Linked DNA regions of Homo sapiens: all the other regions are linked to region 3. Evidence: chromatin loops called from intact Hi-C (ENCODE). Cell type or tissue: OCI-LY7. All regions are shown on one strand.

Region 1 (8,000 bases), 210 kb after region 3:
TGAGCCAGTACCCCACAGAGACAGCCAGAAGGACTCTGACCCAGTACCCCACAGAGACCGCTGGAAGGACTCTGATCCAGTATCCCACAGAGAAACACTGGAAGGACTCTGACCCAGTACCCCACAGAGACCACTGGAAGGACTCTGACCCAGTACCCCACAGGGACCACTGGAAGGACTCTGGCCCGGTACCCCACAGAGACTGCTGGAAGGACTCTGACCCAGTACCCCACAGAAACCATGGGAAGGACTCTGACCCAGTACTCCAGAGGGCCCACTGGAAGGACTCTGACCCAGTACCCGACAGAGACCACTGGAAGGACCCTGACCAAGTACACCACAGAGACTGCTGGAAGGACTCTGACCCAGTACCTCAGAGGGCCCACTGGAAGGACTCTAAGCCAGTACCCCACAGAGACCGCTAGAAGGACTCTGACTCGGTACTCCACAGAGATTGCTAGAAGGACTCTGACCCAGTACCCCACAGAGACCACTGGAAGGACTCTGACCCAGTACCCCACAGAGACAGCTGGAAGGACTCTGACCCAGTACCCCACAGTTCTAAGGAAGAGGGTTAGTCCACGGAGCTGCAGAGGTGCCCGCTCCGGCTCTATGGGGTCAGCAGGAGGTGACTCAGGACCACCTCTGAAGATGGGCTTTGGGTCCTGAGCTCATGCACACAAGCAAATTGGTGTTAAAACCCGACAGCGTTTGCTTGTATTCCTTTCCCCAGTCACTCAGCAACCACTTAATGCAGACAGTGTGCCAGATGCTGAGGCCACTGCCCCGGGGTGAGTTATGAGGGGGTCAGCCTCTCCTTCCTTTGCCTTCCCATCCCCACCGAGAGAGGAGAAGCAACTCCGGCATGGGGTGGGAGGGCAGGACGTTGGGAGGCAGAGGGAACTCCATAGAGCTTCCCCGGAGACTAGGGAGTGGTGGGGAGGACAGGCCACTGGTGCCAACCTGTGACTGCTCCCGCCTATGTCCCCTCCCTCACAGTTCCCCTGGGAGTGCCAGCCCCTTGACCGGTGGGATGCGGCCCACCAAAAACCCAGGGCATCCTTAGCAGAGACCTCTCTCAGACACTGGCAGCTTCAAGGGATTACGTGGCTCAGTTGGCAGCATCTCAGGGGGGTCCAGTGTGGATTTGAGTGTTTTCCTCAAATGCCCGGACGGTGAAAGACTCTTGGGAACTCTGCATAACGCAAGAGGCAAAGGGAAGGAGACTCAGTATGACTAAGATTGATTTCACTTTTGGTAGCCCAGTAGGATAGGGGCTCCGAGATGGGTTGAGCCTAATTCAGGAGTGACATGACAGTTTCTGCATAAAGTTCATGCACATGATACAGAGATGAACAGCACATGCCCCCCAGCTCTCCGGGGACTGGCAGTCTAGTGGAAAACTGCCCGGGCCCCCACATTATTTCTTGAGAACATTCTGAGGAATTTTGTACCCTGGTGATCCTTTATTTGATGTTGTCTCTACAAGTTCGCAAAGTTGCTACAGCCCATTGTGCAGATAAAAAAACGAAACTCGAGTAATTTAGTGACTTTCTTATAGCCTAATAGTATCCGATTCAGCTGGGCAAAGTGGCTCACAGCTGTAATCCCGGCACTTTGGGAGGCCAAGGCAGACACATCACCTGAGCTCAGGAGTTCGAGACCAGCCTGGCCAACATGGCGAAACCCCCTCTCTACTAAAAATATAAAAGTGAGCCTGGTGTGGTGGCAGGCACCTGTAATCCCAGCTACTCGGGAGGCTGAGGCAGGGGGAATCGCTTAAACCCGGGAGGCGGAGGTTGCATGCAGTGAGCCGAGATCGCACCAATGCACTCCAGCCTGGATGACAGAGTGAGACTCTGTCTCAAACCAAAAAAAAAGCAAGTACCATTACCTCAGTAAGTGAACACAATTGTATTGGGGTGTGTGTGTGTGTGTGTGTGTGTGTGTGTGTGTGTAAGTTCTGGGGTACCTGTGCAGGAGGTGCAGGTTTGTTACATGGGTAAACATGTGCCATGGTGGTTTGCTGCATAGATCAATCCATCCCCTGGGTATTAAGCCCAGGATCTATTAGTTATTCTTCCGGATGCTCTCCCTCCCCTGCCCCTCTCCCCGACGGGCCCCAGTGTATGCCGTTCCCTGCCATGTCTCCAAGTATTTGGTTAGTGTGTGTGTTTTAAGAGACAGGGTCTTGCTATGTTGGCCAGGCTGGTCTTGAACTCCTGGGCTCAAGTAACCCCTCTGCCTTGGCCTCCCAAAGTGCTGGAATAACAGATATGAGCCGGCCGGGTGCAGTGGCTCATGCCTGTAATCCCAGCACTTTGGGAGGCCAAGGCAGGAGGACCACCTGAAGTCAGGAGTTCAAGACCAGCCTGGCCAACATGGTGAAACCCTGTCTCTACTAAAAATACAAAATTAGCTGGGCGTGGTGGTGCATGCCTGTAATCCCAGCTACTCGGGAGGCTGAGGCAGGAGAATCGCTTGAACCCGGGAGGTGGAGGTTGCAGTGAGCTGAGATCATGCCATTGAACTCCAGCCTGGGCAACAAGAGCAAAACTCCAGGCCGGGTGCGGTGGCTCAGGCCTGTAATCCCAGCACTTTGGGAGGCTGAAGCAGGCAGATCACAAGGTCAGGAGATCGAGACCATCCTGGCTGACACGGTGAAACCCCGTCTCTACTAAAAATACAAAAATTAGCTGGGCGTGGTGGCAGGCACCTGTAGTCCCAACTATTCGGGAGGCTGAGGCAGGAAAATCGCGTGAACCTGGGAGGCAGAGCTTGCAGTGAGCTGAGATCGCGCCACTGCACTCCAGCCTGGGCGACAGAGCAAGACTCTGTCTCAAAAACAAACAAACAAACAAACAAAAACAGGTGTGAGCCACCATGCTGTTGTGTGTTTTGGGTCTAACGTATGAAGCAAAGGGCTGGTCAGACATCTCATGGGTACCACCACACACGGTCACAAACAACAGGGAGCTGCACCGTGTCCTTGAAGAGAGTGATGACAAGTTGTAAGCTGCTGAGGAAGATAAGGAGGCAGCTCTGTGCAGGGTAGGTTGAGAGGGGTTACATGAGAGGCAGGGCACTGGCTCAGAGGTGGCTGCCATGGAGTCAGGTTGAAAACAACGGGGCCCCAGCCAGTAGAGCACGCAACAGAGGATAGAACAGGAAACAGAGAGGACGCAAGGGCGTGTTCCAGGGTGAAAAACACAAACTGCCATATTCATTTAGTAAAAACTTGCCACTTTTGGGGAAACGATTGTTTTTTGTTTTTGTTTTTGTTTTTTGAGATGGAGTCTCGCTCTGTTGCTCAGGGTGGAATGCAGTAGCGTGATCTCAGCTCACTGCAACCTCCGCCTCCCGGGTTCAAACGATTCTCCTGCCTCATCCTCCTGAGTAGCTGGGATTACAGGTGCCCGCCACCACGCCCGGCTAATTTTTGTATTTTTAGTAGAGACAGGGTTTTGCCATGTTGGCCAGGCTGGTCTCCATCTCCTGACCTCAGGTGATCCGCCCACCTCGGCCTCCCAAAGTGCTGGGATTATGGGCGTGAGCCACCGCGCCCGGCCACTAGAAGAGTTTTACTACACGTGTTACGGAGTAATGAAATGGTTCACTCGTTTCAGCATCAAATCATCTTTTCAAAGTAAACTGCATTTCTAACCGCTTCTTCTTGAGGCAATAAAAAACACAGTGCCATCTCATCTTTATTTTGTGCTACTAGAAGATGCTATCCGTTAAAAATGACTGTGTTCCCCAAGAATGTGTTCATATAATTTTGGATGCAATGCAAAATACTTTTTATGGTGGTCTTCTACCAAACACAAAAAGCAGTACCGAACCTGTGAATGCCGCAAGCTACACACACCCTAGGAGAGAGCGCCCCCTTGTGGGAATCAGTCACATCAACAGATTCAGACACACCAACAGCTGGCTCCAACGCGGGGAGCACTCAACAAGTCTTGACCCTTCTGTGTTCTGATTTCAACAGCTTTGATTGATTGATTGATTGACTGACTGAGACGGAGTCTCACTCTGTCCCTCAGGCTGGAGTGCTGTGGTGCGATATCGGTTCACTGCAACGTCCGCTTCCCGGGTTCAAGTGATTCTCCTGCCTCAGCCTCCTGAGTAGCTGGGACTACAGGCGACCCCCCACCAAGCCTGGCTAATTTTTTGAATTTTTAGTAGAGACGGGGTTTCACCGTGTTAGCCAGGCTGGTCTCGAACCCCTGACCTCGTGATCCGCCCGCCTCGGCCTCCCAAAGTGCTGGGATTACAGGTGTGAGCCACCGTGCCCGGCCCTGCAATTCCTTTTCTAATGAAAAAAGTCATTAGGAGAATAAAATGAATTTGCATGGATAAAGCACTTTCTATGAAAACATAAAACATTTGCTACACAAGTCAATGAATTAATAAACATGGAAAACCACATAACACACATATATTCAATAACACCTGCTTTCAAAGGTGGTCACGTTCTTTCAAAAATAGTTCAGTCCTTCCGTTCTTTGCTCCAGACCCACTTTTATATGACCCAGGACAAAACAGAAAATTTAAAAACATTTTTGGCAGAGAATACAAAATCAGATTAAGTGACAGACCATAGTGATACTGAAAATACATAACTTGAGCCACTTCACAGTTTTGAATGAACAGAGTGTGTAATCCTTTTCATTTCCCCCTAAAAATGATATCTATTTAAAATAGATAAATATTAATGCCTCTCTATTTGGGGCCTAACTATTTACTGTTTTTCACCCAAATAACTCAACATTCTGAAACAAACAAACAAAGGATCTTACTTTTCCTTTGTCTATTATCCCTGATATCTTCATTTTCTCCAAGTAGAAGTATTTTCTCCAAGTGGAAGCAATTTAGCATCTGGCACATGGGGTGGGAAAGCTATTGAAATGGAATGTTTTTCCCTCGCAATAGTACATGCAGTCAACCAACCAAAGTCTGAAGAACACTGAAATCGAGCCAACAAGTTTCTTTTTTTTTTTTTTTTTGTTTTTAAGACAGGGTCTCACTTTGTCACCCGGGCTGGAGTGCAGTGGCACAGTCTCGGCTCACTGCAGCCTCCTCAACCTCCCAGGTTCAAGTGATCCTCCTGCCTCAGCCCCACAAGTAGCTGGGACTACGGGCGCCCGCCACCACACCTGACTAATTTTTGGTATTTTTTATAGAGACAGTGTTTCTCCATGTTGCCTAAGTTGGTCTTGACCTCCTGAGCTCAAGCAGCACTTCCCAAAGTGCTGGGATTACAGGCGTGAGCCACCATGCCTGGCCCAAAATACTTAAAATTCAAGTTAGCTGCACAAATACTACAGTAAGACAAAAGAGGCCGGGCGCATTGGCCCGGGGTCACGAGGTCAGGAGTTCAAGACCAGTCTGGCCAATATGGTGAAACCCCATCTCTACTAAAAATACAAAAATTAGCCGGGCATGGTGGCGGGCACCTGTAATCCCAGCTCCTTGGGACGCTGAGACAGGAGAATCGCTTGAACCCGGGAGGTGGAGGTCGCAGTGAGCTGAGATCATGTCATTGCACTCAAACCTGGGCGGCAGAGCAAGACTCCGTCTCAACAACAAAAAAAAAAAGACAAAAGACAGTCGTGCTGTTAAAACGGAAATACTGGGTGACAGGCAGTGCCACTGTGTGAAGCAGAAGCACCAGCAAGGAAAGCAGAATGGTCTCACCAAGAACACACTGGACTCGGGAGACTGATGACCTGATGACCTGGATTTAAATCTATTCCGCATCATTTCACACCCACTTCACCTTCGACAAGCGTCTCAATACTTAATTTTGTAAAATGAGACTGATAATTTCTATCTTAACCAAAAGATTATTATGAAGCCAAAAAACAGATAATACATGAAAAAATACTGTGTAAGTTACTATAGATCTGTTATCCATATACAATGTTACGTGTTATGACTGCACCTCATCTCACTAATCATATTCTGCCTTGTATCATACTAACCTGAGTATCTGCCTTAATTCCCTCGAGCACCGAGATTAGAAACTCGTATGGGGCCATGTTGGTCTTTTTGAGGCAGGAAAATAGGGTCTGGAGTCAGGGAACATAAGGCACATTCACACTTCAGCTATGACAGGAAACATCCCCTCCGTGGGGCGTAAGCCAAGTAAATGACTTTGTAACTTTCCTACCTCCTCTCCTTTCACATACGGCGTACCCCAAGTAGAGGGTATTCAAACTCACAAAAACTCTGCAAGGCGGCCTCTGAGCCCCTGTGCCCGGGCTGCCCCCACACTGTGGAGTGTGCTTTCATTTCCAATAAATCCCTCACTGCTCCCTTGCTTGCTTTGTGCGTTTTGTCCAGTTCCTTGTTCAAGACGCCAAGAACGGCTGGGCACAGGGGCTGTCACCTGTAATCCCAGCACTTTGGGAGACCAAGGCAGGTGGGTCACCTGAGGTCAGGAGTTCGAGACCAGCCTGGACAACATGATGAAACCCTGTCTCTACTAGAAACACAAAATTATCCAGCTGTGGTGGCGGGCACCTGTAATCTCAGCTACTCGGGAGGCTGAGGTGGGAGAATCGCTTGAACCCAGGAGGTGGAGGTTGCAGTGAGCCCAGATTGCGCCACTGCACTCCAGCCTGGGCAACAAGAGTGAAACTCCATCTCAAACAAACAAAAAAAGTGGGCAAAGGACATGAATAGATATTTCTAGAAGAAGATACACAAACAGGCAACACATATGAAAAAAATGCTCAAAATCACTAATCATCAAGGAAATGCAAATTAAATTACCAGAAGGAGAGACCACCTTACTCCTACAAGAATGGTTGTAATTTAAAAGTCAAAAAGCAATAAATGTTGGCTTAGATATGGTGAAAAGAGAACACTTGGCCGGGTGCAGTGGCTCACACCTGTAATCCCCACACGTTGGGAGGCCAAGGTGGGTGGGTCACTTGAGGTGAGGTCAGGAGTTTAAGACCAGCCTAGCTAATCTGGTGAAACCCCATCTCTACTAAAAATAGAAAAATTAGCCAGGTGTGGTGGCACACGCCTGCAGTCGCAGCTACTAGCGAGGCTGAGGCAGGAGAATCTATTGAACCTGGGAGCCGGAGGCTGCAGTGCGCCGAGATCGCGCCACTGCACTCCAGCCTGGGAGACAGCGAGACTCCGTCTCAAAAAAAAAAAAAAAAAAAAAAAAAAAAAAAGAGTTCGAGACCAGTCTGGCCAATATGGTGAAACCCCGTCTCTAATAAAATACAAAAATTAGCCGGGCATGGTGGTGTGCACCTGTAGTCCCAGCTACTCAGGAGGCTGAGGCAGGTGATCCACCCGCCTTGAGCACCCATGTCCAGCCCAGAAAAACAAATTTTAAAAAGAATCAGGGCCAGGCACAGTGGCTTGTGCCTGTAATCTCAACACTTTGGGAGACTGAGGCGGGAGGATCGTTTCAGCCCAGGAGTTCGAGACTAGCCTGGGAGAAACTCCATCTCAACGTGGAGAAACTCCGTCTCTACAAAAAATACAAAAATTAGCTGGGCCTGGTGGCACGCATGTAGTCCCAGCTACTCGAGAGGCTGACGTGGGAGGATCACTTTAACCGGGGAGGCAGAGGTTGCAGGAGCTGAGATTGTGCCACTGCACTCCAGCCTGAATAACAGCGTGAGAATCCGCCTCAAAACAAAGAAACAAAAACCACACACACACACACACACACAAGTTGTACTAGTGGTTCCAGCCAGTGCAAGTGGGCAAGATAAACGCATAAAAGAATTAAAACTGTATAGATTCATAGACATGATTATGTAGAAAACCTGAAGGAATTTACAAGCAAAAGAAAGCAGCCCACTAGAACTAATACGTCCGTTTAGCAGGGTTGCAGACTAAAATATTAATAGACAAAAATAAATTATATTTCTTTAAAGTAGCAACGAGCAATCAAAAGAAAGCTTTGAAATGTAAAAAGCAAGCATTTGCAGTCCCATCAAACATTATTAAATGCTCAGGGGAAGATG
Region 2 (8,000 bases), 75 kb after region 3:
GCAGCCCTTTTTGTTTGTGTGTTTTTATGTTTGAGATAGAGTCTCCCTCTGTCCCCCAGGCTGGAGTGTGGAGTGCAGTGGCACAATCTCGGCTCACTGCATCCTCCGCCTCCCAGGTTGAAGCGATTCACCTGCCTCAGCCTCCTGAATAACTGGGACTACAGGCACCCGCCACCACGCCCAGCTAATTTTTTTTTTGTATTTTTAATAGAGACGGGGTTTCACCGTGTTAGCCAGGATGGTTTTGATCTCCTGACCTCGTGATCTGCCCACCTTGGCCTCTCAAAGTGCTGGGATAACAGGCGTGAGCCCCGCGCCTGGCCACTGCAGCTCTTAAAGCTTACTCTCCAGGGGAAGTGGCAGAGGAAGGAAGACACAAAGATGAATTTCCATCCTCTTTCTCCTCTACTGAAATCTGACAAGCTCCTGGGTCTTTTGATTTCTCCTTGAACATGAGGTTTGTACCTGGAGGATCTCTGGTGGCAAGGGTGTTTCCTTTGTTTTTTTTTATTTATTTATATTTTGATTGATTGATTGAGACAGAGTCTCTCTCTGTCGCCCAGGCTGGAGTGCAATGGCACGATCTTGGCTCACTGCAACCTCCGCCTCCCGGGTTCAAGTAATTCTCTTGCCTCAGCCTCCCAAGTAGCTAAGATTACAGGTACACGCCACCACGCCCAGCTATTTTTTTGTTTTGTTTTGTATTTTTAGTAGAGAGGGGTTTCACCATGTTGGCCATGCTGGTCTCAACTCCTGACCTCAGGTGATCTGCCTGCCTCGTCTTCCCAAAGTGCTGGGATTACAGGTGTGAGACACTTCGCCCAGCCTTCTTTATTTTTTAGAGACAAGTCTCACTCTATCGCCCAGACTGGAGTGTAGTGGTGCAATCATAGCTCACTACAGTCTCGACCTCCCAGGCTCAAGCCATCCCCCTGCCTCAACTTCTTGCATAGCTAGGACTACAGGCATGCACCACCACACCCAGCTAATTTTTTTTTTTTTAAGATGGAGTCTCGCTCTGTTGCCCAGGCTGGAGTGCAGTGGTGCGGTCTCAGCTCACTGCAACCTCCACCTCCCGGGTTCAAGCAATCCTCCTGCCTCAGCCCCCCTAGTAGCTGGGATTACAGGCATGTGCCACCATGCCCTAAAAATTTTGTATTTTTAGTAGAGACAGGGTTTCGCCATGTTGGCCAGACTGGTCTCGAACTCCTGACTCAGGTGATTCACCCACCTCGGCCTCCTAAAGTGCTGGAATTACAGGTGTGAGCCACCGCGCCCGACCCTAATTTTTTTTTTAATTTTGTACAGACAGAACCTCACTATGTTGCCCAGGCTGCTCTTGAAGTCCTGGCCTCAGGCCAGGCGCGGTGGCTCACGCCTGTAATCCCAGCACTTTGGGAGGCCGAGGCGGGCGGATCACGAGGTCAGGAGATCGAGACCATCCTGGCTAACACGGTGAAACCCCGTCTCTACTAAAAATACAAAAAATTAGCCGGGCGCAGTGGCGGGCGCCTGTAGTCCCAGCTACTCGGGAGGCTGAGGCAGGAGAATGGCGTGAACCCGGAAGGCGGAGCTTGCAGTGAGCGGAGATCGCGCCACAGCACTCCAGCCTGGGCGACAGAATGAGACTGTCTCAAAAAAAAAAAAAAGTCCTGGCCTCAAAGGATCCTCCCACCTTGGCCTCTCCAAGTGCTGGGATTACAGGCGTGAGCCATCAGGCCCGGCCCTTAAGGGTGTTTTCTACTGCTACAGTGATTAACTAGTCTCTGGTGTATCTCTCTCCCAAAGGCAGCCCCCAGCCCTGCCTGACCCAGGCTCAGCAAGTAGCGTAAGGAGCATTTTAAAGAAAATTATTGGCTGGGCAGTGGCTCACGCCTGTCATCCCAGCACTGTGGGAGGCCGAGGCGGGTGGATCACGAGGTCAGGAGATCGAGACCATCCTGGCTAACACGGTGAAACCCCGTCTCTACTAAAAATACAACAAATTAGCCGGGCGTGGTGGTGGGCGCCTGTAGTCCCAGCTACACAGGAGGCTGAGGCAGGAGAATGGTGTGAACCCGGGAGGCAAAGGTTGCAGTGAGCCGAGATCGTGTCACTGCACTCCAGCCTGCGCAACAGAGCGAGACTCTGTCTCAAAAAAAAAAAATTATTGGCCGGCGCGGTGGCTCACGCCTGTAATCCCAGAACTTTGGGAAGGCAAGTTGGGATTGTGGGGAGAGATCACTTGAGGTCAGGGATCACTTGAGGTCAGGAGTGCGAGACGAGCCTGGGCAACATGGCAAAACCCCATCTCTACTAAAAATACAAAAATTAGCCAGGCATGGTAGCAGGTGCCTGTAATCCCAGGTACTCAGGTGGCTGAGGCACGAGGATCGCTTGAACCAAGAAGGAGAAGGTTGCAGTGAGCCGAGATCACGACACTGCACTCCAGCCTGAGCAACAGAGCGAGATTCTGTCTCAAAAAAAAAAAAAAAAATAGGCAAGGTGCGGTGGCTCACGCCTATAATCCCGGCACTTTGGGAGGCCGAGGCAGGCGGATCACCTGAGGTCAGGAGTTCAAGACCAGCCTGGCCAACATGGCGAAACCCTCTTTCTACTACAAATACAAAAATTAGCTGGGCATGGTGGCACGTGCCTGTAATCCCAGCTACTCGGGAGGCTGAGGCAGGAGAATCACTTGAACCCAGGAGGTGGAGGTCACAGTGAGCTGACATCACACCACTGCACTCCAGCCTGGGTGACAAGAGTGAAAACTCTGGCCCAAAAAACAAATTAATTAATTAAATTTAATTTAGAAAAGATTTCTTAGCTAACTTCTCAGAGGAACATAGGACAAAACTGGGTATTAACTCTACATCCTGCCTCACCCACCCCCTCCCTAAATGTTGATGACTCTGTTGCCCTGGGCTTACCAAAGAGCAGCCACACACACAGAACTTTCTGAAAAATCCTGTCAGTGCTCTGAACAAGGCTCGAGTCCCTGGGAGAAGACGGCACCACAGGAAGCTACAGGAGATCCAACCTTCCTTTTTTTTTTTTTTTTGAGACGGAGTCTTGCTCTGTCGCCCAGGCTGGAGTGCAGTGGCGCGATCCTGGCTCACCGCAAGCTCCGCCTCCCGGGTTCATGCCATTCTCCTGCCTCAGCCTCCCGAGTAGCTGGGACTACAGGCGCCCACCACCGTGCCCGGCTAATTTTTTGTATTTTTAGTAGAGATGGGGTTTCACCGTGTTAGCCAGGATGGTCTCAATCTCCTGACCTCGTGATCCATCCGCCTCGGCCTCCCAAAGTGCTGGGATGACAGGCGTGAGCCACCGCACCCGGCCAAGATCCGCCTTCCTAAGGAAGGACCCTGTGCTGCTCAGAAACCTTCCCAAATGCTCCGGGAACCCCGGCTCCCCTGCAGTGCCTCCTGGACAGACGCATCCTGCAACGCTCCAGAGGGTATCGGATCTCGGGGGCATCTCTTTCTTCAAGGCAGCCCCCAGCCCTGCCTGGCCCAGGCTCGGATGAGCATTGCAAGGAGCACTTTAAGGAGAGTCACTCCTATTTCAGAGCCTCTGGGAAACAGGCCGTGATCTCCTGCTGTGGCGCAGGGAGGGTTTGGCTGGAGGCTCTGAGCTGGAGCCACCTCCACTTAATGCTGGAGTGAATGATTTCAAACCTCTGTCTCTGCGGGTTTGAAAAAAATTGGGCAGGGTCAGCCCCATGCCCCATTTTTGGTCTGAGAGGTTGGAGAGAGAAAGACACCATCCCTCTGGCTCCTGACCGGTCATTCTGAAGCCTTGAGCTCTAGGAGCCTCCTCGGATCTTAGCCACAGCTCTGATGAAACCTCACCCTAATCCCCTTCTCGTGGCCCACAGCCTTCTAGACACTCATTGCCCAAACCCCTGCATGAGTTATTTTCCCAGTTGCTGTTTCTGTCTGATTGTGAAAGATTCTTTCCTCCCAAAAGCCACATGCCTGTCACATGAGGGGAGTGCCAGACCACCAGCAGAGAGGGGGAGGGTGCTGGGAAGTCTTCTTTCCTGGACCCCAGGCTGGTCCCCTGAGTCTTGGGGAGTGGCTCCTGATTGCTCCCTATAGCCAACATCCCAGGGAGCTTGGGATCACACTGGAGGGAAGATCAGCGCTCACCCAAACCAGACCGTGACTTGGTTTTCCCCAGAGAGCAGTATCTATGGTGTCCCCACCTAAGACCTAACTGGAGCTGGGCTCCTCAGACCACTGGCTTTGGGGGCAAATACACCCTGCTGACTGTCAGATCAAAGCCATGCTGCAGGCAGCTGAGACAGGAACACTGCCGCTGCTGCTGCGCCCGGCTGGCCGCAGCCCCACGCTGTGGGTTAGTTCTTTGGGGGCCCTAAAGGAGAGCTGAGCTGTCGCCTTCTGGACATAAAGGAGCTGCTTTTGCAAAAGAGACTGTATCTGCCCCCTGCCACAACTAACCAGAAATGAGGAAGCTGCCACAGAGAAGCCTCCCAGTCTCTGGGGCTGCGGGTTCTGTCTGCTCCCCCTCCCAGAGGCCACACATGAGGCTGTACATGCAGGCAGGCCACATTTCCTTCCAGGCCCACAAACAACCTCGACTTCCTGCAAAGACCACTAACCCCAACGTCGGTACACGTGGCACGTTGCCCAAGGCCGAGCTGCTGCTGATTTTTAGTGTGACTTTCAGGACCAAAAAGGAAGAGGTTCTGTCTGGACAAGGAGAGCTTGGCCTGAGACACCAACAGACGGCAACTTCCCACCTGGCCTCTGCCTGATTCTGCAATCAAAGCTGCCTGGTTCCGGCCAGGCACAGTGGCTCAAACCTATAATCCCAGCACTTTGGGAGGCTGAGGCGGGTGGATCACCTGAGATCAGGAGTTCGAGACCAGCCTGGCCTCATGGTGAAACCCCATCTCTACTAAAAATACAATATTAACCAGGCGTGGCGGTGTACACCTGTGATCCCAGCTACTTGGTTTTTTGTTTTTGTTTTTGAGATGGAGTCTCGCTCTGTTGCCCAGGCTGGAGTGTAGTGATGCCATCTCGGCTCACTGCAAGCTCCGCCTCCCGGGTTCACGCCATTCTCCTGCCTCAGCCTCTCCAGTACCTGGGACTACAGTTGCCCACCACCACACCTGGCAAATTTTTTTTTTTTTAATAGAGGTGGGTTTCACCGTGTTAGCCAGGATGGTTATGATCTCCTGAACTTGGGATCCGCCCGCCTCAGCCTCCCAAAGTGCTGGGATTACAGGCGTGAGCTACCGCGCCTGGCCAATCCCAGCTACTTGGGAGGCTGAGGTAGAAGAATCGTTTGAACCTGGGAGGCAGAGGTTGCAGTGAGCCGAGACGGTGCCATTGCACTCCAGCCTGGGCAACAGAGCGGGACTCTGACTCGAAAAAAAAAAAAAGAGGTGCCTGGTTCCAAGGACGAGGCCCTATCTCCTCCCAGACCTTCATTCCTCTGAGGGGGCCGGGGAAGGTGTGAAAACTTTGCTCGGGAGTGGTCAGGGTCACGAATGCCTGGTTCTGGAAAACAAAACCTCTCTCTGGCTCTGCAGGTGCCAGGGAAGACTGGGGGAAACAGAGGCAGTGAGCCAGGGCCCGGCTAGGAAGATCACCCGGGCTGCTGGCTCAGAAGCCACGCTGCAATTAACACACTGGCAGGGGCTCATCTGTACCCATGTCATAGACCACCAAGAGGCCACACGGAAGGTACAAAACATACAGGCTGTTGGGGTTTTTGTTTTCTGGTTTTTTTGAAACAGGATCTTGCTCTGTTCCCCAGCTGGAGTGCAGTGGTGCAATCACAGCTCACTGTAGCTGGTGGGATATTTTTGGGGGTGGAAGGGAGAGACGGACTCTCACCGCAGCCTCCCCCTCCCGGGTTCAAGCAATTCTCCTGCCTCAGCCTCCCAAGTAGCTAGGATTACAGACGCCCGCCACCACGCCCGGCTAATTTTTGCATTTTCAGTAGAGACAGGGTTTCACCATGTTGGCCAGGCTGACCTCAGTTGAACTCCTGACCTCAGGTGATCCACCCACCTCAGCTGCCCAAAGTGGTGGGATTACAGGTGTGAGCCACAGCACCTGGCCAATTTTTTAAAACTATAAGTTTATTCAGTTTTTTTTTTCTGTCATATAAGTCATAAAGCCAGAATTTTAAAAACTTTTAGACAATAAAAGAGTAAAATGTGACCCATAAAATACACCACCCCAATTAGCATTTTCCAGCTTTTTTTGTATGCATATAATAGAGCTCTTTTTTCTTTTTTTTTTTATTATACTTTAAATTTTAGGGTACATGTGCACAACGTGCAGGTCTGTTACATATGTATACATGTGCCATGTTGGTGTGCTGCAACCATAGAGCTCTTTACAAAGTTTTATAGTTGGCCTTCTCTACCTGGCTGGAAGCCACACTATCCCTATCCAAGGGCACCCTCAGATTCAACCAACCACAGATCAAAAATATTTGGGAGGAAAACAATTAAAAAAAAACACCACAAAAATAAAAAATACAAATAATACAGCATAACAACCACATAGCATTTGCAATGTATTAGGTATTAAAAATAACCTAGAGATAAGTTAAAGTACACGGGGGTCGGGGGCAGGCATGGTGACTCACGCCTGTAATCCCAACACTTTCGGACGATCGCTTGAAGCCAGGAGTTCAAGACCAGCCTGGGCAACATAGCAAGACACTGTCTCCATTAAAAAAAATTTTTTTAAATAAAGTCTATGGGAGACGTGATTAGGTTACATGTAACTATTACAGCACCTTATATAAGAGACTTGGGCGTCCTGGGATTCTGGTATCTGCCAGGGGTCCTGGGGCCAATCCCCCATGAAAATGGAGGGACAGGTGTAATTGGAGTGGCTCTCCAGACTGTGCCCAGGAATTTCTCAGCCTGATCTTTGGCCAGTCCAGCTTCATTTTCTCCCCTCCTCCCGTTACATCAAGCAGAACAAGTTTCACCTAGATGAGCTATGACCTCACTTTATTCGGGGCCTCCGTGGTGCAGACACAAAGATGGATCCCCAGGTGGAAACCCGGGCACGTCATCCCGGTTTGTTCATGGTGCAAGATGTCTCCGGTTACTTCGGGGAGACAGGAACATGACCTGGGTTATCAGCACCGTCCAGGGACACCAGAGATAAAGCCTCATCTATAACATCCCCAGTAAAAAGCTGAGAATTGCTCCTGACAAGGTCCTGGGGCTCTTCCTTCCTCTGGGCAGGGCTACAGCTTAGAGACTGGGAGAAAGCCTTGGGGTTGGCCAGGGACACCCACCTGCCTCAGGAGGGGCTGTGTTAATGACATCAGCCTTTCAGCAATGGAAACTAAGGAGGATGGGGGGAGGAAAGTACAGGAAGACTTGTAAAGGGAAAGTTCTGTTTGGATTCAGGGCCCAAGCCCCAAACCCTGATAGGAATAAAATGATCAGAGGAGCAGCCGGGGAGGCTTTGGTGCCCCTCAGGCAGCCGCATCACTCAAGACTGTTCACATCAGCAATAGCTTCACGGGGCCGGTGTCCACGAGGCTGCTGCTCCGGATGCAAAGCACAATGCTTTAGGTCAGGATGTGGGTTCTAGAGACAGAACAGACCCGGTTCACGGCCTGGTGTCACGACGTATTGAACCTCTCTGAGCTTCAGTCTCTTCAGTAATGACGGTAAGTGCTTTAACTGAGATTGTTAACAAGACCCAGCGAGATCGTGAAAAGAAGACACCCCGCACAGCGCCTGTTCCCTCGTTAGCACTCACGCAGTATCAGCTATTATCATCATGCTGGCTGACTTTTATGTGAGCGTGTATAACACGGGTACACACACACACAACACCTCTCTCCGGAGGGTAAAAACAAGACAAAAAGTGAAACAGGCCCCCCGATGCCGAAGAGATGACGGCAACCCCGATATTGTGCGTGGTGTGAAGGTCACCAAAGCAAAACCACACGCTTTGTTTTCTGGGGGTGTCTCATTGACAGTGCAGAGGTAGCTTACTAGC
Region 3 (8,000 bases):
CGTTATCCCTGAGCCTGAGTTCCTCCCAGCGTTATCCCTGAGCCTGAGTCCTCCCAGCGTTATCCCTGAGCCTGAGTTCCTCCCAGCGTTATCCCTGAGCCTGAGTTCTCCCAGCGTTATCCCTGAGCCTGAGTTCTCCCAGCGTTATCCCTGAGCCTGAGTTCCTCCCAGCGTTATCCCTGAGCCTGAGTTCTTCCCAGCGTTATCCCTGAGCCTGAGTCCTCCCCAGCGTTATCCCTGAGCCTGAGTCCTCCCCAGCGTTATCCCTGAGCCTGAGTTCCCCCCAGCGTTATCCCTGAGCCTGAGTTCCTCCCAGCGTTATCCCTGAGCCTGAGTTCCTCCCAGCGTTATCCCTGAGCCTGAGTCCTCCCAGCGTTATCCCTGAGCCTGAGTTCCTCCCAGCGTTATCCCTGAGCCTGAGTTCTCCCAGCGTTATCCCTGAGCCTGAGTTCTCCCAGCGTTATCCCTGAGCCTGAGTTCCTCCCAGCGTTATCCCTGAGCCTGAGTTCCTCCCAGCGTTATCCCTGAGCCTGAGTTCCTCCCAGCGTTATCCCTGAGCCTGAGTTCCTCCCCAGCTTTATCCCTGAGCCTGAGTTCCTCCCCAGCGTTATCCCTGAGCCTGAGTTCCTCCCAGCGTTATCCCTGAGCCTGAGTTCCTCCCAGCGTTATCCCTGAGCCTGAGTTCCTCCCAGCGTTATCCCTGAGCCTGAGTTCCTCCCAGCGTTATCCCTGAGCCTGAGTTCTTCCCAGCGTTATCCCTGAGCCTGAGTTCCTCCCAGCGTTATCCCTGAGCCTGAGTTCTTCCCAGCGTTATTGCCTGAGCCTTCCTTGCTCCTCCCTTCCTCCTGACTGAACATCCCAGAACTACTTGGTTCCATTCCACAAATACCAGTTGAGAACCCCTAGGTGCCAAGAAGCTTCCACTGGGGTCCACAGAGATGATCAGGGATTAAGGTCCTGATCTCACAGGGCGGATGCACCCCACAAGTGACCGTGCACACCTCCCAAACTGCAGTAGGATCAGCGGCGGGGTGGGTGTGAAAGCTTCACAAGGGAGGGCGTGTGAGCGGGACCTGACAGCGCTGTGCAGGCTCTGGCATCATAGAAACCCAAGTTTCAATAACACGCTGCCCCACTGGCTGCATGGTCTTGGACAAACAATAATATTAATAGCTATTATTAAGAGATGGAGTCTTGCTCTGTCACCCAGGCGGGGTACAATGCCTATTCGCAGGCGTGATCCTAGCACCTCTCAGCCTCCAACTCCTGGGCTCAAGCGATCCTCCTGCCTCAGTTCCCCTTGTAGATGGGATTATGGGAGTGAACTACCATGCCCAGCTAATCTTAGGCAAATTACGTCACCTCTCCGAGCCCCAGTTTTCGCACCTGTAATGTGGAGATGGTTATAGCACCTACCTCATAGAGTTGTTGGGGCTCTTAAATGAAACCAACACGTGAAAGGTTCAGCACAAGCCTCTCTAAGCAGCTGTGATGAGGGGGAGGAGGAGGAAGAGGATGATAGGGACAATGATGATGATTTTTTTTTTCCTTTTTTTCTTTTTCTTTTGAGATGGCATCTCACTCTGTCCCCCTGGCTGCTGGAGTGCAATGGCGTGATCTCAGCTCACTGCAACCTCTGCCCCCACTGGGTTCTAGCAATTCTCCTGCCTCAGTCTCCCAAGTAGCTGGGATTATAGGCACCTGCCACCACACCCAGCTAATTTTTTGTGTATGTTTTTAGTAGAGACGGGGTTTCACCATGCTGGCCAGGATGGTCTTGAACTACTGATCTCAGGTGATCCACCCACCTCGGCCTCCCAAAGTGCTGGGATGACAGGCGTGAGCCACCGCACCCGGCCAATGGTGAGGATTTCAATTCGCCTCCACCCTTATCTTTGGGTTCTCCTGCAGGCTGGAGTCTAATCCCCTGTTTCGATTTTACATTGACAAAGCATTCTGCCAAACACCATCTCACAGAAACCTCACAACAGCTGTGAGGTTTGAGCCCTGTGAGGTCAGGAGGGAGGAAATTCTCAGTGTCTTCACACTACAGATGAGCAAACTGCAGCTCTGGTGGGGAGTCATGAGTGACACCCCTCAGGCCACACAGTGAGACAGTGGTAGAGTGGGGACAAAACCCAGTTCTTCTCTCTGCCTTGTAGCCCCTTTTTACTAAGCTTCCCAAGAGGCAAGCAGACAGAGGAGTCTGTGGCCTGTGGGGAGGCGGGTTTTCTGTAAGACCATGGTCCTGCCTTAGGAACCTACACCCCCACTTGTCAGCTGAGATGAGTCCTGGCCCTTTCTTCTCAGAGTGAAACTGGGCAGTCTCCGCTGAATGGAGCCACCCGTGGTCTGTGGGCCTGGCCCTGCCGTGCTGCCCTGCTCAGCCTGGACTTGGGCAGGGTTTATGGGGCAGGGCTTCAGGTTTCACCCTAATACCTCTGTGGGATCCATGTCTTGGGGACACAAAAGAAGACAAAGGCAGAGTGCAAGGCTGTGGAAGGGCGTGCTGGGGAGAGAGGAGCATGTCCTGCCAACACCGCAGAGACCCGGCTTCACCCGGGGCCACCCCATGTGGCAGAAAGGAGGTTGATTGCAAAAGCAGGTTCGGTCATGGTGCAGCAGATATTGATCAGACTTGGTCTTTGCAGTGGTAATGCTGTTGGCTCCCCAGCCCTCTAAACCTGGCGAGAAAAGTCTTGTGGGCCCTGGTGGCCAAGGGCTGTGCACTTTGGTGAGCCAGGCCTAATGCTGCAGGCCTCCCCTCATGCTGAAATTCCGCAGCATCTTCCTGCAGCTGCTCACAGTGGGATGGGAGCTGAGTCCCCCCAGGCAGGGCTCTGAGCCCTGCTGTGGTCTGAGAGCTGCTCACAGTGGGATGGGAGCTGAGTCCCCAAGGCAGGGCTCTGAGCCCTGCTGTGGTCTGAGAGCTGCTCACAGTGGGATGGGAGCTGAGTCCCCCAGGCAGGGCTCTGAGCCTTGCTGTGGTCTGAGAGCTGCTCACAGTGGGATGGGAGCTGAGTCCCCAAGGCAGGGCTCTGAGCCCTGCTGTGGTCTGAGAGCTGCTCACAGTGGGGCCTCCTCCCCACTACCTTTCAGGGGAGTTAGAGCTATCTAGAGACAAGGAGACTGAGGCTCAGCGGTATGAGGACACTTGCCCAATGTCTCACAGCTAAAGAGTAGATTTTCTTTTATTTTCTTGAGATGGAGTCTCGCTTTGTCACCCAGGCTGGAGCGCAGTGGCAAGATCTCGGCTCGCTGCAACTTCCACCTCCCAGGTTCAAGTGATTCTCCCGCCTCAGCCTCCTGAGTAGCTGGGATTACAGGCATGTGCCACCACGCCCGGCTAATTTTTGTATTTTTAGTAGAGACAGGGTTTCACCATGTTGGCCAGGCTAGTCTCAAACTCCTGACCTCAGGTAATCTGGCTGCCTCAGTCTCCCAGAGTGCTGGGATTCCAGGCGTGAGCCACCGCGCCCAGCCTGAGAGTAATAGATTTTCATCTGCGCAAAGCTTATCTGCTTTCCATCCTGGGTGGCTGAAGGAATAATAGTATGACACTTCATTTTCTAGGCCAACCTGACTAGGCCACAAGGTGTCCAGATACTTGTCCAAACATTAATCCGGACATATTTGTGAGGCATTTGGGATGAGGTTGATATGTGTATTGGTGGACTGAGTAAAAAGACTCCTCCCCAGTGTAGGTGGGCCTCATCCAATCCACTGAACACCTGAATTAACAAAAAGGCAGAATAAGAGGAAGCTCCTCTCGCCTGACTACCTGAGCGTGAGCTGGGATGTTGGCCTCCTCCAGCCTCCAGACTCGGACTGAAACACTGGCTCTTCCTGAGCCTCGAGTCCACTGGCTTATGAGCTGGAATTTACATCCCTGGCTCTCCTAGCTCTCAGGCCTTTGGACTTGGACTGGAACCAATATTGGCTGTCCTGGGTCTCCAGCTATTGACTGCAGAGATTAGGACCTCTAAGCCTCCATAATCACCTGAATCAATTCCTTCTAATACTTTTCTTCGTATGTAGATATAGATACAGATAACGCACACACCCTGTTGGTTTTGTTTCTCTAGAGAACACTGACTAACACAAAGACTCAACCTTGGGCTTCCCGTTGGCTGCATATTTGGGCGTGGAAGGCCCAGCGATAAGGCGGTGCCAGAAGCCAGATATCTGAATATCTACAACAATTGTCTGATTTGGTCCAGAAGTCCCCCCTGTTCCCAAGGCCCCAGCAGGAAGCCTGGTAGGGGAGGGGACCTGTTTGGCCAAATAAGCACAGCCAAGCCGCAGAAACCTCGGTCTTTTATTAATAGTGTTTTTAACCAAAACATCCCCAAGTACTCAGGAAGAGGCGTCAGCTCCCTCCAGGCACCCCGTGTAAACAGCAATCCCTGCAGAGTCCACTAGGTGGGGCCGGTGACCCAGCAGAAAGGGCAGAAACGCTCCCTGAGGAGGGAAGGCAGGTGCCGCGGATGGGACCTTTGCCCGGACGATCCCCAGGCTGGACAAGTGCTCCCTACTCCTGCCTTGCGTGGCTTCTAGTCGATGGTGTAAACATCAACCCTGGGGGCCACAAGCACTTTAGGGGGCAGTCACTCTAGCATCTCTGGATTTCAAGGTCCTCAAGCCAAGTGAGTCCCTCGTGAGCCACCAAGCAAGACGCACAGCCACCAAGTCAAGTTCTGCCCCGAAGCCCCGGAGCGCCAGGCGGGGGCATCTGTGCGTGACGCCCGTGATCTGTCTCCCGAGAGAAGGCACCTGCCAGCACCAAAGGAATCGGAAAATCGACGGACACGGAAACCAGTCATGGTGGTCACGCGACAAGGACAGGGCACAGGGACAGGGAGCAAAGAGGGAGGTGGCGCGGGGACAGGCAGCGGCAAAGACCCTGGCCCCACACCGGGATTCCGCAGCATCTTCCTGCAGCTGCTCACAGTGGGGTGAGAGCTGAGTCCCCCCGGGCGGGGCTCTGAGCCCTGCTGTGGTTTGAGAGCTGAAGGCAGAGATGGGAGCGAGAGTCTTCTCCTCCTTGCTCTCCCCTGGTTGGCCCCCGTTCAGGTCCCTGAACACCTGCTCTGCCTCCTTGGGTTACTATTTGTACCCTGAGCCCAATGCCTCCAGGAGAACCAGGGCAAAAACCCTGCCCCCGCAGGTCCGAGACGCTTGTCTCTAACCCGCCTCCCGTCTTAGGGCAGGTCAACAACACACTGACCAACCCCCTCGCCGGCCCCCTTGCCTCCCACCTGCCCCCCGCCAGCCCTTCCCACAGGTGCACGCCTGGACTGCCGCTAAACTCGGCCTCGGCCTCTGTTGCCATGGCAGCAATGTGGCTTCCCCCAAGTGGGAAGCCCGTTGCCAAGGCCCTTGTTGCCAAAGGCTATAACAGCCACCCCGGTGTGTGAAGAGGGGTGAGAGCTCTGTGGGGGGTGGAGGGTGGCCGGGGGGGCTGGAAGGAGCAGGGGGTTCTCAAGAATGGGAGGGTTCAGGCGGCCTCAGCTGGGGTGGGGGGGCACTAGCCCCTGGAGGAAGAAGAGGCAGCCCGTGGCATCTCAGCGACTGCTCCTCTGGGGACGTCAGAAGGCAGGACGGAGACCCCCTACAAAACACACCCGGACGAGCAGGACCAAGCAAGGATGGGGCACTCCCACCGCCTCCTGCAACACACACCCCCCACAGAGGACCGGCTTGGATTCTTCTCCCCCACCAGCTCCAGGCAAACAACCCCCAGAACCTCTGTTTTGCTCGTTCATGTGTCTCCGACAGGCACACACGAGCTGCGCTCAGACAGCGTCAGTCCCTGTCGCCAGGAACACGTTAATGACAAGGACCGCAAACCCTCCACAGTTTCTATCCCTGGCCTGTCTCAGAGCACATACTTAATATTCCTTCTACAATGCTTCTCTCTGGAGCAGAACTCTTGTCTCTGTCAACAAGGAGAGGTGGATGCCATCAGAGTTTGTTCCCTTCCAGAGTGAACAGAGGAGGGCTGGAGCGGGCAGCTCATTGCACCCACAGGGAGCACCAGGCCCAGGCTGGCTTTGCGGGAGCAGCATCTGAACACCTGGAGCCCACGGGCCACGCATGCAGCCACTGCCTGGCCTGGGTGCAGAGGGGAGGAGAGCCTGGTCCTCTCCTGGGTCCTCTGGAGGAGACAGGCTAACAGGGGAAAGCTGAAAGAGGCACGGAGGGGTCTGGGAGGCCTGGGGAGCAGACGGCTAGTAGACGGGGAGAGACAGGGGCGGCAGCGTTGGCAAAGCAGGTGGGGAGGGAAGCCCGAGCCTGAGAGGGGTCCAGGGCCAGGACGAGATGACGAGGCACCAAGAACGGCCAGGTCCAAACGTCTCCAGTCCCAATCTCTCGAGACCAACCCAAGCAGGGCCTGGCCCACGATGCCCAGGCCTTCCCGTCACCCCTCCCCAAACCCAGAAAGAAAAGCCGGTGTACCTACCCCAGGAGCCAGTCCCTCAGGTGGAGTCGGGGAGACGCCATCCCCCCCGCCCTGGCTGCGGGCGCTGAGCTGCGGGGACATGGTGGGCGACTCATCGATGTACGGCATGGTCTCTGAGCCCTCCGGGGGCCCCTTCTGCTCCTCATTCCCCTCTCCGTCGTACTCGTCCGTCCCGTAGCTGAAGTCTGAGACAAGGAACAAGAAAGGCCACTGAGAATCCTCCACCAGAGCTGCCAGGGACTGGTAGCGTAGTGGGCGCCGGCGGCGGCCCCCGGCAGCCATGGCCCCGGCCGCACCATCCACGCCTGGCCCGGGCGGGGGCTGTGCGGGGGCCTGGGCCTGGTGAGGGGCGGGGGAGAGCCAGCAGGCACCGGGCCCTGCCCGCTCCGGGGCTGCTGGGAGGCGGGGAGGAGCGGCTCTGCTGTTGCTACCCGATGAAGAGCATGTCAGCCGCGTATTTCAAGCTGCTGTTTTCTTTGCCTTCTGCCTAATTCCAAGTGTAAAAATTAACAGTGGGAGCAAGAGGCAGGACGCTTCCAACTCTCCTCTCTGAGTCACCATTTTGCTTTTTATAGGGAATAAGGAGGTGGGGGGGGCCGGTCGATGTCACTTCCTGTGGCCCTCCTCCTTGGGTACCATTTGTACTGAGCCCACTCCCTCCAGGGGTCCAGGGCAGGTTCTGGAGTGTGGGAGGGGAGCCCTCAGCCCTCAGAACAAGGCCCCGCACGGAGGACGGAGCCCAAGGCAGCAGGGCGTGGGCGAGGAGGCTGTGCCCAGGCCTGGCAGGGACAGGGGCTCACAGCAGACTCCTCGGAGCCGGTGCTTATTTCTATCACCCCAGTGTGGGCTTCCTTCAAAGGAGGAGGGAAGGAAAGGCGACCGGGAAGTTGAGCCGCATTAACCCCCCAGGGCTGCCAGCACCACTTGGGCTCCAGAGCCCAGGCACGGAGCCCACCCACCTTGGGAGGGGAGGCTGAGCCAGTGCAGCGAGCGGGGTGTGCAGGTCAGCAGCTCAGGGCTTCACATTTTCCAAAAGGGTTACGAGGGCGGCCTCGGAAAGGCCCCTGCGTCCAGCCCCACCAGCATGGCTATAGGAGGGACCCTCCCACAAACCGGCCCCTGCCCCTTGGCCTGTTTGCTCCCCAGCTCTGACCCACCACGACTGGCAACGGAGAACGTGGCAGTGTTGCTCCCGAGGGCTGTGGTGGACCTCCTTGGGCTGGGGCCGCCAGCGGGGGGTGGACACCCCTCTCACACTCATCGCAGAGCAGGGGTAAGCTTCAGCACTCGTGCGGGCCAGCGGGAGCTGGCACCGCAGGGCGTCCTGGAGACACGAAGATCACCGTGCCGGCAGCCTTGGGGCCAGCAGGAGCCTCCTACGCACTGGACTGCCCAGTGGCGGCGTCCGCTTGTTAAACCTCCCCGGGTATCTTCCGGGCGGGACTCCCTGGCCAGGCATCTTCGGATCTCGCACAGTGTGATGGGGGAGGCTGGCTGAGCCTGCCCTGCCATCTGCCCAGACATCCTTTCCTCCAGG

The links. Hi-C counts contacts between places; a loop is a spot of excess contacts. Peaks named below come from ENCODE experiments on the same cell type or tissue, not always from the same donor. Only the 100,000 strongest peaks of a DNase experiment are listed, where the experiment ranks them.
Region 1: it touches region 3 in a loop (15-fold over the local background); 27 of 110 quality-filtered maps call a loop at or near these places.
Region 2: it touches region 3 in a loop (4-fold over the local background); 103 of 110 quality-filtered maps call a loop at or near these places.

What each region holds. Positions count from the first base shown.
Region 1 is chr17:1,328,843-1,336,842 of GRCh38, forward strand. No RefSeq gene overlaps it. Among named protein-coding and RNA genes, the nearest start is that of TRARG1, 53 kb to the left of the region's middle. In OCI-LY7, a CTCF peak has its summit at 3,877 (motif pointing left); a DNase peak (open chromatin) is centred at 3,899.
Region 2 is chr17:1,193,670-1,201,669 of GRCh38, forward strand. It overlaps a transcript of ABR not described here. Among named protein-coding and RNA genes, the nearest start is that of ABR-AS1, 16 kb to the left of the region's middle. RefSeq lists enhancers at 4,312-4,361, 4,392-4,571, 4,682-4,821, 5,938-5,987 and a silencer at 4,617-4,817. In OCI-LY7, no CTCF peak of the experiment used is centred here; DNase peaks (open chromatin) are centred at 4,562, 4,952, 5,722, 7,572 and 2 weaker places; H3K4me3 peaks cover 4,530 bases; H3K27ac peaks cover 4,813 bases.
Region 3 is chr17:1,118,720-1,126,719 of GRCh38, forward strand. ABR (ABR activator of RhoGEF and GTPase) reads right to left here. Exons shown (of 23, transcript NM_021962.5): 2 at 6,464-6,648. Among named protein-coding and RNA genes, the nearest start is that of ABR, 57 kb to the right of the region's middle. RefSeq lists enhancers at 4,238-4,780, 4,781-5,322. In OCI-LY7, CTCF peaks have their summits at 4,422 (motif pointing right) and 4,631; DNase peaks (open chromatin) are centred at 4,442, 5,032 and 5,302; H3K4me3 peaks cover 528 bases; H3K27ac peaks cover 968 bases.